2 separate regions of the Homo sapiens genome follow, and region 2 is linked to region 1. Evidence: chromatin loops called from intact Hi-C (ENCODE). Cell type or tissue: B cell. All regions are shown on one strand.

Region 1 (8,000 bases):
AAATTGACAAGTGAATGCTTATATGTGAATCATATTGATTTATAAATAAACACATAAATAATGTGCACACACATATATGTCTATAAATCTGGGCAGAGAGATTGATGATTTGAAGGCTGTAACTCAGGAAAAACTTATTTTTATGTGTATTCTTTTGTGGCATTTAATTTTTTCTTTTATTCTTTGTGTAGTATTCTAAAAATTATTATGAAAGGCAAAGAAAACACTCTTTGATACCTGCAACAAAACTGTGTAGAAGAGAAGAGAGATCTCTGAGACTTCTGCCCCGCAGTGAAACAGGGAAGAGGAACATTTTTTAGTGGAAGAAACAATGACTAAAGATAGAAAGGAATGAATGGTGCCAGGCCTAGTGGCTCACATCTGTAATCCCCGCACTTTGGGAGGCTGAGGTGGGTGGATCACCTGATGGGTCAGGAATTCAAGACCAGCCTGGGCAACATGGTGAAATGCCGTCTCTACAAAAAATCCAAACATTAGCTGGGCGAGGTGGTGCGTACCTGTAATCCCAGCTACTCGGGAAGCTGAGGCAAGAGAATTGCTTGAGCCGGGGAGGCAGAGGTTGCAGTGAGCTGAGATTGTGCCATTGCACTCCAGCCTGGGTAACAGAGCAAGACTGTCTCAAAAAAAAAAAAAAAAAAAAAAAAAAAAAAGGAATGAAAAGAGTCATGTTAATCCCCTGGGCTCTAGAAAAAGGGTGAGATGGAGCCACTCTGGGATTAAGAAGTATCTGTCATGGGGCAAGATAACAAGTCATCTTGACCCTCCCAGTCTCCTGGGTTCCTAATGCTCCCTGCTGGAGCCCCTTGTCCTGGCTATAGAACCATAGCTGCTGAATAGATATTTAGAAATCTCTGATCTCACTATCCAAATAGACTCCCAAATCACTCCATATCACAACTCCCTGATTTATTTTACTTAAAGAAAAACATAGCACTTATCACTAACTGACACTTATACATTAACTGACGATTATTTATATATTTGCTTATTTTTAAATTTTCTCCTACCAAAAAACAAGTTCCAGAACAGCTGACATTTCATCATGTTTAATAGTGTCTCCCTGGAGTCTAGAACAGTGCCAGGCACAGTACGTGAGGGGCAGGTGGATGGATGTCTGTCTGCATGCAGTCATGGATGGATGCATGACTGAGAGAGGGTTGCTGCTGCTGCCGCTGCTGCTGCTGCTGCTGAGACCACAGAGAGGAAACTCTGAACTCACTGTTCTTTAAAACTAACACTACAACCTATGGTTAAAACTATATTTGTGGAGGCCAGGCACGGTGGCTCACGCCTGTAATCCCAGCACTTTGGGAGGCTGAGGTGGGTGAATCACCTGAGGTCAGGAGTTCAAGACCAGCCTGACCAACATGGGGAAATCCTGTCCCTACTAAAAATACAAAAAATTAGCCAGGCGTGGTGGCAGGTGCCTGTAATCCCAGCTACTCAGGGGGCTGAGGCAGGAGAATCACTTGAACCTGGGAGGTTGCAGTGGGCCAAGACTGCACCACTGCACTCCAGCCTGGGCAACAAGAGTGAAACTCCATCTCAAAAAACAAAACAAACAACAACAACAATAACAAAAAACTGTATCTGTGGGGGTTGTAGTTTTCAAACAATAAAGAGGCATGCCTAGTTTGACAATCCGACAAGATTGTCTGAGAATAGAGCAGTCCTGAAAAATCTTTGGTGGGTGGTTTCTATGACTCCTATATCAACTGGTAATAATTTTTCAGACATATAGAAGTCTAGCTTTTTAAAATTTTTGTTTGTTCGCAATGGAGTGAGACTCTTCTAAGGACATAACAATATGGAATAACATAGTTGGCACAGGAAATGTTTTCTGAATTCCAATCAACAACTAAGAAGCAACTATTTGAATGTAAAGCTTAGTAAACTGGAGACTGCTTGTAGAGCAAGAGTTGAAGGAATTCCTAGAATCTACCTTCGGCAAATGAGAAAAAGACAACATATTAGATTTGTGTGTCTTCTGCAAGTCCCTATCCTGATGCCATAGCTGATTAGTCACAATAGAGCACTTCATGCTCAATTTCATGTTGGGCTGGAGTCCTGTTCCCAGAAATTTGGGGTAAGAGCTAAGAAAAAGCCATCCGGTATGCCTGTATGACTAGAGGTGTAACATCTTTAGAGTTGTTGGTGACCGTATTCTGCCACGTTGAGGGAGAGACAGCCTGACAAGAAACAGGAATGATGCAGATGTGCCAGGATACATGAGGACAAGAGCCGGAGAGAAACACTGTGTCAGAGACTGTCAAGTAAAGTGTTCAGGCTGATCCTGAGGCTTTGTGGCAAGTTTTCTTTGAGTACCTGCCAAAGTTCCACAGTATAGAACAACACTGAGACTTGAACCCATTCTAATTTTGCTCTTATGCACAGGAAATACTGTCTTTCTGCATCATACTTGGGAGATAAAACATATTTCTTTCTCTTGGCATTTTTATTTTTATGTAAATCTTTTTTCAAAGTTTGCATATATTGCATCATATATCAGTTTCTTACTGTGTCTCTCATATATCCACAATTTAAAAATACTCCCATTTTATTTAAACGTCCAAATACTTGGCTGTTAATTTTGTCTGGATCATATATTCTTTCTAAGTTTAAGTTTTTGTTATCAGGAACAACTGAGTTTAATCTACAATTACTTTCTGTACTACAAATAAAAGATGTGACTATAAAGCAGTATCACTGCTTTCAATCTTGAACAAATTCACCAGATTTTGTATATTTAACTATCTTTCTGGCCTATCAGAATATTTTCTTAACCCCAGCATGGCATATGTATGAGAAAGGGAGTTACGGATTTCTACTGGACCTCAGAGTAAAAATCTTTTAAGAGCTATTAATACCATATGCTCGGAGAAACAAGGAGGATTGTGTAATTTGTTTGGAGTAGGTGGTCAACATGCATAGAGGTAGGGGATGGCCAGGTTGCTCACTGGTGTTAAAGACATCAAAGCCAAAAGCACTTGAAGTCTTTCCTCTAGGTTAGGGTTCTTTTAAAAACTTGCAAGACAAGTGCCTGCCTTACAGGGAACCTGTAGAGGGCAGTATTGCTGTGTATTTTGTATCTGTCAACTAAGAAACTACTTCCACACAGCCAAACAATCTAGGCATGAACAGATATAAGCTGCTAGGTTAAAAGTCTAATTGGTTTTAAAGGATACCTGGTTTGTCGCTCTTATTTTTAAAGTCACTCACAAAATTTTAAAACATTGTCCCCTCCAAATCTTCTTTACTTATTCACAGCACCATTTTTATAAAATGTTCTGTCCTGATGATTTAGGTTCTGTCCTTAATGATTTTAAAATATATTTTAAAAAATTACAAATTATTCTATTTCAGAATCTAAATGTAAAGAGCAGATATTCAATTTTCAGCTTTTGCTTGTTTGTTTGTTTGTTTGTTTTTGTTTTAGACAGAGTCTAGCTCTGTAGCCCAGGCTGGAGTGCAGTGGCACAATCTCGGCTCACTGCAAGCTCCGCTTCCCGGGTTCACGCCATTCTCCTGCCTCAGCCTCCCGAGTAGCTGGGACTACAGGCGCCCGCCACTACGCCCGGCTAATTTTTTGTATTTTTAGTAGAGACGGGGTTTCACCGCGTTAGCCAGGATGGTCTCGATCTCCTGACCTCGTGATCCGCCCACCTCGGCCTCCCAAAGTGCTGGGATTACAGGTGTGAGCCACCGCCCCCGGCCTCAATTTTCAGCTATTTTAATGCCATATTGTAGGCGGTTCAATTTTGTTTTTATTTGTGCTTAGTGCTTTTTTTTGCTAAATAAAATACAAAAGATATCTAACAAGATTACCTCCCAAAAAAGGATTTTTTTCAAAAGCTATACAAGATACTTTCTACTCTAAAGATATTTTAATATGATCACATTTTAAAACATAAGTGAAACGTAAACTGATGATAGGAGATTTAAAAAGCAAAAAATGAAAGAGCTTATTTTAAAAGTTAGCTTTGCTCATGTTGCTCCAGGCATTTCCTGAAAAGTAGGAGAAAATGTTTCTAGTGCTGTTTATAATGGTTTTAAAAGAAAGAAGCAGCTACTCTCATATGCATTTGTACTGACTGGCAGTGATGTCCCAGCCATGGTTTAGTTATATACAAATAAGATCCCTGAAGTCCTGTATTAATGGTTTCCCATTAAAACAGGCCAATCAGGCTGGGTGCGGTGGCTCACTCCTGAAATCCCAGCACTTTGGGAGGCTGAGGCGGGCAGATCACGAGGTCAGGAGATCGAGACCATCCTGCCCAACATAGTGAAACCCCGTCTCTACTAAAAATACAAAAAAAATTAGCCAGGCATGGTGGCAGGCACCTGTAATCCCAGCTACTTGGGAGGCTGAGGCAAGAAGAATCACTTGAACCTGGGAGGTGAAGGTTGTAGTGAGCCGAGATCGCACAACTGCACTCCAGCCTGGGTGACAGTGTGAGACTCCATCTAAAAAAAACAAAACACAACAAAACAAACAAGCCAATCAAACAACCTGAGTGCCTCTCCTGTTCAGGCGTGTGGTTAAAAGATACATGCAGGCACAAAATATAGCCCCTGCCTCCAAGGACATCACAATAGAGGTTAGGGTATGACATGAATGTTAAAAAAAAATGAAATCATACAAAGGAAATACAACAAACACAAGAACTAGTATAAGAAAAAATGCTTCTCTTGAAATTAAGTATTTTGGAGTTGGTTATTTTGAGGTTTGCTGGTAGAGGAGCTGGGCTTACAGGATGGATAAGTTTGTAGAAAAATAGAAAATGAAGAAGTCATGAAGAATCAGTCAGATACTCAAAAGAAGGAGGGCTGCATAGCACAATTTTAATATTTGCAACACTAAATGATTCTTAACAAGGAAGCAGATTCCCAGCCCTGCCTATCCATTCCTGGAAACTGGGCATCATATCGCTAAGGAGGAATTTAGCCCCAATTCCCTAGCTTGCCCTTTCTTTCCCACTTGGGAAAAGTACACAGTGAAAAAAGCAGGTATCTATATTACTGTGTTCACTACTTCCTCCTTCACGACTCCTAGGAAATCTATAGAATTATATGAGAACAAAACAAAACAAATAAAAACCTACCCCGACTTGACTTTAACTTACATCAAATTGCCTTTAACAGTAAATGTGTTCAATTGCTGGCATGCCTATTTTCTTAGTCCACTGGACTGTCAGGCTACAGGGGAAGGCACTGGGTTTTGGAATCATAGTACCTAGCATCATGCTGCAGAGCCAGGCTAGGCATTAGAATAATCTGCAGAACTTGGAAACTTATAGATTCTTGCCACGTAATAGAAATTTTCCCTCCAACAAACTTCTCCAGGACTTTATTTAGCATGAAGAACATTCTTCTATGTATTACACTTAGTTTGGTAATCTGTAGCCCATTAGATTATTATGAGATTATTCACAAGTTCAAGGACTATGTTTTATTCACTTTTTATGTCTTTCATACTGTGTAGTATGCAAGTAGGTACACAGGATGTACTTGTTGATTTTATTTTCTTATAGTTTTTTTTTTTTAAGAGATAAGGTGTCACTCTGTCACTCAGGGTGGAGTACAGTTGTGTAAGCACAGCTCATTGAAGCCTTGAACTCCTGGAGTGAAGGGATCCTCTTGCCTCAGACTCCTGAGTAACTGAGAACCACAGGTGCACAGCACCATGCCCAGCATATGTGTATATATATATTATATATATGTATATATACTACTATATATATTATATATGCACATGTATGTATACAATATAATACATATACTCTATAATACATATATATGTATATATGTATATATACATATACTACTATATATTATATATATACTACGGTATATATTAGTAGTTACTGGGGTCTCTCGCCATCTTGCCCAGGCTTGTCTCAAATTCCTGGTCTTAAGTGTTTCTCCTGCCACGGCCTCTTGAAGTACTGGGATTATAGGCATGAGTCACCATTCCCGGCCGCTGGTTAAATTTATAAGCTTCTCTCCTTTTCACGTTTTCCTGGGCACAAATTTACTCATATCTGACAATGACAACCACTTTAAGGATGAAAGCACCTTGCTTTAACCTCACACTCATATTTAAACATTGTTTGGAATTAATAGTGGAGAGCATTGAGACTGGATTAAAGAAGGCTTCTGAAAATGGAGGGCACATTTAGACTTGTCTAGCTGTTTAGTGGAGGCTGGCATATGATATTCTGTACCGCCTGGCTAATTCCCTCTAATGATTGGACTACCTTTAAGAATTCTCTGAAATAAGGACTTAACAAACAAATGGCATGCATGGGGAAAGATATATTTTTAAAAGACTAAATAACCATTTTAAAAAGCAGCAATACATAATGAAAAAATATCCCAAACCAATATGAAAGATGATTCAAGTCTCTTTTGTTACAAGTTGTTCTGGAGTCCTGTCAGTCAGGAATGTCACAGCTACAAGTAACTTCTTGGTTTGCCTCTAACGCGTGGAGGGTGGAGGATGGAGGGTTTAGGAGAGACCTCAGTCATCTGCTTCCCAGCTCAACCTCTCTTTATCTCTCTGTGTGTCTTTTCTCTCTCCTTAAACACTGGGGTAGCATTTAACAACCAATATGCTAAAGATCCATTCTCCTTGAATTTGTGCTCCAAGAGTACTAATTTTTTGCTCTCATTTAAGAAATTCTATTCATTTATTTTGTGACTTGGGCCTTATATCTTTCTCACACATATAGAGTGAGTATGTGACTGAGATTAAAAACAGAATCCTAAAAATTCATAGATTCAGGGATTATGGGATTCAAAATCAAGCAAATAACCATTCCAAGGAACATAAGCCAGACTCCTTGCCTCTCCAGGATTGAAGCTTAATCCAAATATGTTTGAATTGTGGTATTACAAGTAAAGTACTCAAGGGTCTTACAAAATGAAAAGCACTTTTCAAGTAGAACATGGCTTCTATGTTTTTCTATAAATATTTGGACAAAGCTGAATTCATATGTGATAATCAAAACAAACACACTGGAACCACTGGAAACAGATGCATCTACAAATGGATGAATTCCTTAAAAAGAATGGTTTTGTTTTTGTTTTTGTTTTTAATATGGAGGATGAAAATCACCTACCAAACAATAATTCCATAGCTCTTGGTGGCAACCATAGGCAAATCTTGGGATTTGAGAACTTGAAAAGATGCTAGGAATTAAATAATCAATTAGTTTTCAGTCTTGATACCATACTTCTGTGTTATATGCTACAACTTAGTAGTTGCTAATTAATGATAAAGTAGTGCCATTTGTAAGAGATTTGCTTATTTATAATTAAGGTTGTTTTAAGATTATTTTTACTTAAGTTTTGGCGTGTTTCCTTGAATGAGGGAGCCAGGATAACATAGAGTCGTTGCACTCTTGTGCTAACTTGCAGTCAGTCTTATTTGGCCTGTGTGTCTTATCACAAAAGAAAGAAAATAAAGATTTGAGAACTGTTACTTTGGTACAACAGTTCTGCTTCTCTTCTCTGTGGGTTTTGTTTCATTGGCTCTTTCTTTTCTGTTTTTGTTTTGTTTTGTTTTTGAGACAGGATCTCGCCCTGTCACGTAGGCTAGAGTACAGTGGTGCAATCATGGCTCACTGCTGACTCAGCCTTCTGGGCTCAAGTGATCCTCCTGCCTCACCCTCCCAAACAGCTGGGACTAACATGCCCAGCCTTTTTTTTTTTTTTTTTTTTTTTTTTTTTTTTTTTTTTTTTGAGATGGGATCCCGCCTTGGCGTCTTAAAGTGCTGGGATTACAGGAGTGAGTCACCACATCTGGCCCCTCATTGGCTCTTTCAAATGCTTGATTTGAAGTCCCTTTGTCTTTCTCTCAGTTTCACCTCCGAGGTCCCAGACCTCTTTTATTCCCCTAAATATCTTCTTAAAGGCAGTGATGTGCTCTAGCTCCCACTTAAGTACCATGATTTTTTTTTTAGCTGAATTATATGATA
Region 2 (8,000 bases), 660 kb after region 1:
CTCTAGGGCAGGGACAAAATGCTGCCAGTCTCTTTGCTAAAGCATAACAAGAGTCAGCTTTGCTCCAGTTGCCAACAAGTTCCTCTTCTCCATCTGAGACCACCTCACTGGACTTCATTGTTCATATCACTATCAGTATTTTGGTCAAAGCTATTCAACAAGTCTCTAGGAAGTTGCAAACTTTCCCACATTTTCCTGTCTTCTTCTGAGCCCTCCAAACTATTCCAACCCCTGCTTGTTGCCCAGTTCGAAAGTCGCTTCCACATTTTCAGGTATCCTTATATTAGCACTCCACTCTACCAGTACTAATTTACCATATTAGTCCATTCTAATGCTGCTAATAAAAACATACCTGAGACTGGGTAATTTCTAAAGGAAAGAGGTTTAATTGATTCACACTTCAGCATGGCTGGGGAGCCCTCAGGAAACATGCAATCATGGCAGAAGGGAAAGCAAACACATCCTTCTTCACATGGTGGCAGCAAAGATAAGTGCATAGAGAAGGTGGAGAAAAGCCCCTTATAAAACCATCAGATCTCATGAGAACTCACTCACTATCAAGAGAACAGCATAGAGGTAATCACCTCCACGATTCAATTACCTCCCACCAGGTCCCTCCCACAACACATGGGGATTACGAGAACTACAATTCAAGATGAGATTTGAGTGGGGACAGGGCCAAACCATATCAGTTAGGAAAGTGATAATGCACATACACTAAAATGGAATTTTATAAACCTTGATCTATTGAAAAGAAGGTAGAAAAAGCAAAAATATATATAAAGGACAAATAAAAACTATAAAATAAAATGGAGGCATTAAAGTCAAATATGTTATAAATTACCTTAAGCATAAAATTGAAAATTAAATGTTTACATTTACCAATAAAGAAAGATTACCATGTTAGATTTTTTTAAGTGTTCAGTTTCATGCTCTTTACAAGACACTGAGGACTAAACTCTGAACTTTTTTCTTCTCTTCTCTAAAGTCTTATCTAAAGGGCTCGGGGAGTCATGCCCTACAAACCATAAAGTCTCATCAGAGGAGTTTATTTAACCCTAAATAATGTGGCTCACTTTCCAAACTGACTCTGGCATAATATCACATGACAAATAAGGAAGGAAATAAAAAATATTTTAACTCCAAATGTATTTCCTTGCCATATCTGGAAACTGCCCTGCAGTCATCTCTTGTGGGGAAAAATCCACATTCTGTAGAGAATCACTTCTTCCCTTTTTTCCATGCATTTTTCCGGATCTGGAAGATAGTCAACTAAGAGTCTGGCACCCTTTTTAAGTCCATTAAGAAACATTTACAGTCTATTCTCTCTGAAGCCTGCTACTTTAGGGCTTCCTCTGCACAATAAGAATTGTGGTCTCCACATTCCTTTATCTTAACCCAGACATTTCCTTTCTATTGATCCTAGTTCTCAACCAATTGTCAACCAGAATTTTTTTTAATCTACCTATAACCTGGAAGCCCCTCACCCCTCACCTCGACCCCCTGCCCCACTTCAAGTTGTCTTGCCTTTCTGAACCAAACCAATGTACCCCTTGATTGTATTTGGAGAAGAGCAAGTAATTCAGTATGACCACAGCACGTGGCCAGAAGAAAAGGACCTGACCTAGAGCAGTGGCAGAGAGGATGCAGAAAAGGGACTTCCAGCAGAACTGATGGAGCAAAGGGAAATGAGTGACTTACTGGAAAGTAACGGAGAAGGTGGCATGGATGATTACTCACAGGGAGATTATGGTGGCCTTATCTGAAAAGAGGATTAGCAAAGTAGGTTGTGAAGCAGTTGTGTTTGAACCTGAAGAGAATGTTTCAACTGAGTGTCATCTGTGTATACTTGGTTGCTGGAGCAGTGAGCTTACATAAATTTGCCTGCAGAATGTCTAAAATAAGAAATAAGAGCACCAAGGATGGCCTAGTTTACTCTAGATGCTTAGCAACCTGGTGGTAAGTACCAGAAGAATTGAGGGTCTAAGTCAGAGGGTGACCAAAATCCAAATTACTTATAAAATGTCTCCTCAGTATACTAGTAAGCAGTTAGCAGTCTGGGATGGTAAAGCGTTTCTAAACCTTTGCTATCAGATTCTCTCAGGACATACAAATCTTTTCTAATAGTAGAACAATCTGGGCCAAGGAAAAAGAAAAAAGAAAATTCATTTTGTGTTTTAATTTTAATTATTTTTATTTAAGACCTAGTAGAGCAGAAATTGTCTACTGTCTGCAAAATATTGAGCATGTGCTTGATATCAATCCTTTGTGAAAGCTTCCAAACCAAACCTGAGAGATTCCAGGGTATGTTTCTCTGGCTTCTCAGTCCCTCTCGTGGTCTATGTTCTTTTCCTCAGTATAAAAGTGGCAGAACTATTTTGCATGGAGGAAGAAAAAGAACTAGCCTATCAAGCTAGCTATTGTTCAAGCTATAGTTCTGCCACCAGGCAAGCTTAAGTTAGCGTAGTAGAAATTGCCTGGATCTATATTTCTGTATATATAATGAATTCTGGCATGAAGGTTTCTTTAACAAAAGATTTGGACATGTTGTATGAAAACTGGAATTGTTAAATTGGCATAGTAAATAATACAGTTTGTGTTTACTTTTGCATTCCCAAAGCTTCTTTTTTTAGAATTATGGGGGATAGAGTATTGTGTTTTTTGCTACATTAAAAACCACTAATGAAGATGAGAGAAAGCACTTGCAAGATCTTTAGGATCAAATATCCTAACAAACCACCTAGTTATGTGTTGGTATGCAAAGACAATCATAAATTAATAGATATTTACTATGTGATATTTACCAAGTATATCTGAAGACAGGAGAAAATACATTTGTAGAACATTGATCTGCCCAGCTAATGTGATCTGAGTGATAAATTCAGGCCCACTTGCCAACAAGCCTGGTCAGTTGAAACTCCCTACTTAAAGGCCATTTTTAAGCACTATTATCAAAGTTCCCTTGGGGTGGATTTTCTCATTTGCCCTTCCAGATTCAGTCTCTAATTTCTTCTTCCTGTTCTGGACCCAAAGAGTTGATCTCTGTGTACCACATCTCAAGGCTCCCTTGCCCTCCGGCTTCTGGTTAAGATCTTCCCAATAAAGAGCAACTCAGGAAACCAGACAGACAGTGGAAGGAAAGAAAAGTCAGAATACTTAATCCTCACCATCCCCCTCACACACTCCCCATGGGCGCCTCAGGTTTGTAGTAGCTGCAGTCTTCTCTCTATATTCACAGCTCCTTATGGAAGGTGTCTACTCCGTGGCAAGGAATGGTAATAATTTCTCACTGTGAATAGTCCCACAGTGGTTCCCTATCACTTGTTGATGTCCCTGAGCTCTTCATTTAGGGAATTCACTAACTAGTTCCTTTACTAAATTCTCTCCAGTTACCCCATCTGTCAAGCGTGCCTTCTGTTTCCTGCTCAGATCATGACTAACAGAACCCATTTGGAAATGTAGTGTATCTACTAAGAGAGGAGTAACACAATGAAACAAAATTGAGCTACTTCTCCATTAAATCTGAAGTCCTTATTAAAATATGGAAATGGGTTTGTGTTTTGATTAGCCTGCATTCAAGGTTTTGACTCCAGAAGGATGAGACATAGAATAGGCATGTTTTGATGAAGGTAGAATTAAAAATCAGTGTGGTAAGTGCCCACAATGGAGCAGCTGGGACAGCAGGAACAGCAGCAGCTGGGAGAGGGAACTTTCTAAAAGAGAATGAGGAAAGTTGAAAACCATCTCTTTTGATTCCTAGGGGATACCAGAGAGGAGAATGAAACCACCACTTTGCAGTTTTGCCTAAGGCTAACTTTACTTATGCTCCCTAATGTTTTAGCTCAATATCCAATCACTGCAATTAAGAGAAACTATTGTTCTTTTCTTTATTCTAAGAGCTTATGCCTGTTTTCTATTTTATTATATGGCTTTCAGAAGTAAAGACCCAAATAAAATTTATTTTCTCCTAGTAAGAGTTTCTAAGATTAATATACTTGCACACAAAAATAAGCTGGTATACAGGTACGCATCAGCCAGTATACTTCATGTCTGGTAACACCACTGCCTTTCAACTTGCAACTCTTGCCACCTAGTGGCAAAATTTGGTCTTACAACTTGAGGATAACAACAAGTATGATTTCGGCTCTAAAAAAGACAACTTGAAATTCTTGATTTCTTACTTAAATCAAAATTTCCTACATTATACCATCATGTGGTAAAAAGTCGTCCACAGGATGATACTGTATAATGGACTTTTTAAATAATTAAAGCTAATTAAAATTAATATTAAAACATAAACATTTTGTCTTAGGATTCTGTCCACCTCCTTTCTTCCTTTAAGGCAAGATCAAGGGCCAGCCAAGTAAACCGAAAGCAAATTTGTTTGAAAATTAGCAATAGACATGTCTTTGACTTACTACTATCATAGTTTTCTTACAATAGTTATGAAATCTACAGGTTTCCAGTTAAACTTATTATCCCCTTTTCATGTCATATATTACAAAAATATTTTTAAATCTTATTCCTTAATTCAGAGGAGAGTAAATTCAATAGCCCACTTTTTATTTTCCCATGCACAACGTTCTTTCAAATTTAAGAAATTTTTTTTGTGTAAAGTACTGCTCTAGGTATTGACTTAATTGGAGAAAGAAAACCAGAAAAAAATCTTTGCCCTCACTTAAGTTATTAATTATATTTTTGAATACTCATAGAATTATAGGTATGTATAATTGAGAAGATAATTTAGAGATTAGCTAATTCAACCTGAATGTTTTGTTTGTAATTTTTTATTTACAAAGAAGAAAACTGAAATGCAATTGGTAGGAACAGAAGTTCTCAAAAGCCTATCTTTGAGTATTCACAATACTTTGGATTATAGCAAAGTTATATTTACAATGAGCTGTGGTACTTGTTACATTAAAAAAAAAAAAAAAAAACCTGAGTGTAACCCCAAGCAACTACTTTTTCAATACCCATCTCCTCTCTGTACCGGTCCCACCTGTATTAGTCTCCTGTCTGCCACTTTCTATGTTCTTCCCAGCGTATGTATTTGCTTCCCTGGTCTATCCCCAGGACTAGGGTCTTCTACTGGAAACCAACCTGCCTGACTAGGCCCCTGATGCCCCTTCTGGTTCCCACTCAGCCCTCCTTCAGCTGCAGGGTCAGATCCTGCTTTTTACCTGCCTCGGGCGGGCTTTCTTCTGAGACTGCAAAGAAGTCCTGGAAATCTACCTGAATTGGGGCAATATTGGCAATATCTACCTACTCAGCTATTGAATTATTATGATTTGCCTGATTCCGGTAGTGATACTTTGGTATCTGGTAGTGATACTTTGCAAACCACATATAAGTGTGACATCCTCTTTGAACGTTATGCTTTTATTTTTTTTTTTTTCATTAGTATCAACCATTGCCTTTGGAGCAGTGCCTCTAGCTCCAATTAATTTTCCAGTGGCTTTCTAGTTTATTTAGGCTCATTCTTATTATGAGACTTGCAAAATACCAACTAATAGATAATAGTAGAAGCTACAGCAGTTGACATGATAACCCAAGAATACGTATAAAAAAATAGGAAGGGAAGATACTCGGTATCACTTTGGAGACCCAATCCTCTCCCATTCTCAGGTCATGTGCTTCTGAGAGAGACATGGCCCAAATCCCAACTGCAGGAGTGAGTATGTGATCCAAGACTGGTAATTCCAAGTCCTCCCATCCCTTGATCGTAGTGACTGATTCAGGGATGATCTCAGAACCTAAGCTGGGCCAGTAAGTAACTATAGACATCTATAAAGTTATTGGGAACATCTGCTATCTGTAAAGATAACAGAAAAAAGGTAGTCGCTTCTCCCCAGCTTGTTAGCTATAAAGATAATATAAGCTGAGAGCACTTAGTGGTCAACTTTGTCATTACATGGGACTCACAGAATGGAGGACGCATAGCAGAGAGAGTCTGATGATGACATTGGAGTCCATGAATGAGGCCCACTCTACATTCTGTTATTGCTTCGGTTGTTCCGAATTGGGTTTTGATCACTAGCACCAGAGCATAGGACTTTGGCTAGCACCCATATTTTTGGTTGTATATGAAAAACAGGAAGAAATTAAATAAATTACATATGCTTACCAAATATTTATGAAGAGTAACAAGAAGACAAAGAGTTAAACAAAACGTGGTGGTGGTATAAGATGTAAGATGGATCAACAAAATCAAAATTAAAGTAAGTTCATGTGGTATGGAGATGAAGAAGAAATTATTGGACTTGATGATTAGATGATAATAGGTGACTTATAATAAAAGAGTTGTGGATATAAAAAACAGTATCAAGAATAGTGGTATATTCGTTCATTTTCACACTGCTGAAAAAGACATACCCAAGAATAAGCAATTTACAAAAGAAAGGTTTAATGGACTCACAGTTCCATGTGGCTGGGGAGATCCCACAATCATGGCAGAAGGTGAAAGACACGTCTCACATGGCAGCAGGCAAGAGAAGAGTGAGAGCCAAGTGAAACGGGTTTCCCCTTATAAAGCCATCAGATCTCCTGAGACTTATTCACTACCATGAGAACAGTATGGGAGAAACCACCCCCATGATTCAATTATCTCCAAACGGGTCCCTCCCACAACATGAAGGAATTACAATTCAAGATGAGATTTGGGTAGGGACACAGCCAAATCATGTCAAGTGGCAAATGAAGATGTAGAAATAGCAAGGGTTGACTTCTTCCAGAGGGTGGGTAGTAATGAGCATAAGGGGCAGAGGGCCAGGGCAGTCCCTTAAGAGGAAGCAGAGGCAAGAGTTGGCACAAGGAAGAGAAGAATTAAATACAATTTGAAGTTTAAAAAAAAAACAGAATATTAGGGAATTCATACCTAAGACAGCCTATATTTTCAGTGACTAAGTGAGAAAATATTCTACTAAGAAGCATATTGAATGGATTAAAGAGTCCATGAGTTTGTAAAAGTTTGAAGCACTGATCATGGGGAATGAAAGAGGGAATCACTAGAGATTACTAAAAGAATACTCAATTCCAAACGTCATTAAATCCCAAAGAAATATTCTAATGAACCAAAACCCATTGGTGCAAAATCTAATTTCTTGTTATAAGAATAAAAAGGGAGACTAGATTGTGGATACATAAAACAGTTAAGCATAAATACATAGGAAGACAGCCTGGGGAACAAAGTGAGACTGACCCTGTCTCTACAAAACATAAAAAAAAAAATAAGCCTAGTGTGGTTGTGTACACCTGTAGTCCCAGCTACTCAGGAAGCTGAGGTTGGATGATTGCTTAAGCCTGGGAGGTTAAGGCTGCAGTGAACCGTGATCATGCCACTGCATTCTAACCTGAGTGACAGAATGAGATCTTATCTCAAAAAAAAAAGGAAGAGTCAACATTCAAATAATAATTAGCACAACATTCATTCATATTCATTCATTCAACAAGTTGTTATAAAGAGCATACTATGTGTCAAGCAGTTTCAGGCAACTGGGGATTCAGTAGAAAAGACACTATAAATGTCCCTCCTCTCATGGGGCTTACATTATAGTGCAAGAGACAAATAATAAACACATAAGCAAATAATGTTTAATATAATGTCAGGCAGTAAGAGTTCTAGAGTTAGTTGTATGATGAAAACTAAATCAGGGCAAGAGGATAAAAAGTGACTGGGGTTGCTCTTTTAGAAAATGTTGTCAAGGAAATTTTCTCCAGGATAAAAAATGTGCAGATACCTGCATAAGTAAGGTAGAGAGCCATGTGAAGGTCTGGAAAATGAGCACTTTGGGCAGAATGAACAGCAAATGCAAAGGGCCAGAAATAGGAATGGGCTTTGTGTGTTTGAGAAGTAGCTAGATTTTATTTTTTAAAATAGATTTGTGTATATTTAAGATCTACAACATATGATGGGATACATACAGATAGTAAATGTTACTATAGTGAAGCAAATTAACATATCCACTAGAAAGTTATGTGTCTGAATCAGCTTGAAGGTGAAA

The links. Hi-C counts contacts between places; a loop is a spot of excess contacts. Peaks named below come from ENCODE experiments on the same cell type or tissue, not always from the same donor. Only the 100,000 strongest peaks of a DNase experiment are listed, where the experiment ranks them.
Region 2: it touches region 1 in a loop (6-fold over the local background); 47 of 110 quality-filtered maps call a loop at or near these places.

Annotation. Positions count from the first base shown.
Region 1 is chr4:85,743,157-85,751,156 of GRCh38, reverse strand. The region is part of intron 3 of ARHGAP24 (Rho GTPase activating protein 24); the gene reads right to left. Among named protein-coding and RNA genes, the nearest start is that of MIR4451, 25 kb to the right of the region's middle. In B cell, CTCF peaks have their summits at 2,874 and 3,073 (motif pointing right); DNase peaks (open chromatin) are centred at 1,176, 3,096 and 7,616; H3K4me3 peaks cover 421 bases; H3K27ac peaks cover 4,209 bases.
Region 2 is chr4:85,080,681-85,088,680 of GRCh38, reverse strand. No RefSeq gene overlaps it. Among named protein-coding and RNA genes, the nearest start is that of WDFY3, 120 kb to the right of the region's middle. In B cell, CTCF peaks have their summits at 3,864 and 4,064 (motif pointing left); a DNase peak (open chromatin) is centred at 4,080; H3K27me3 peaks cover 628 bases.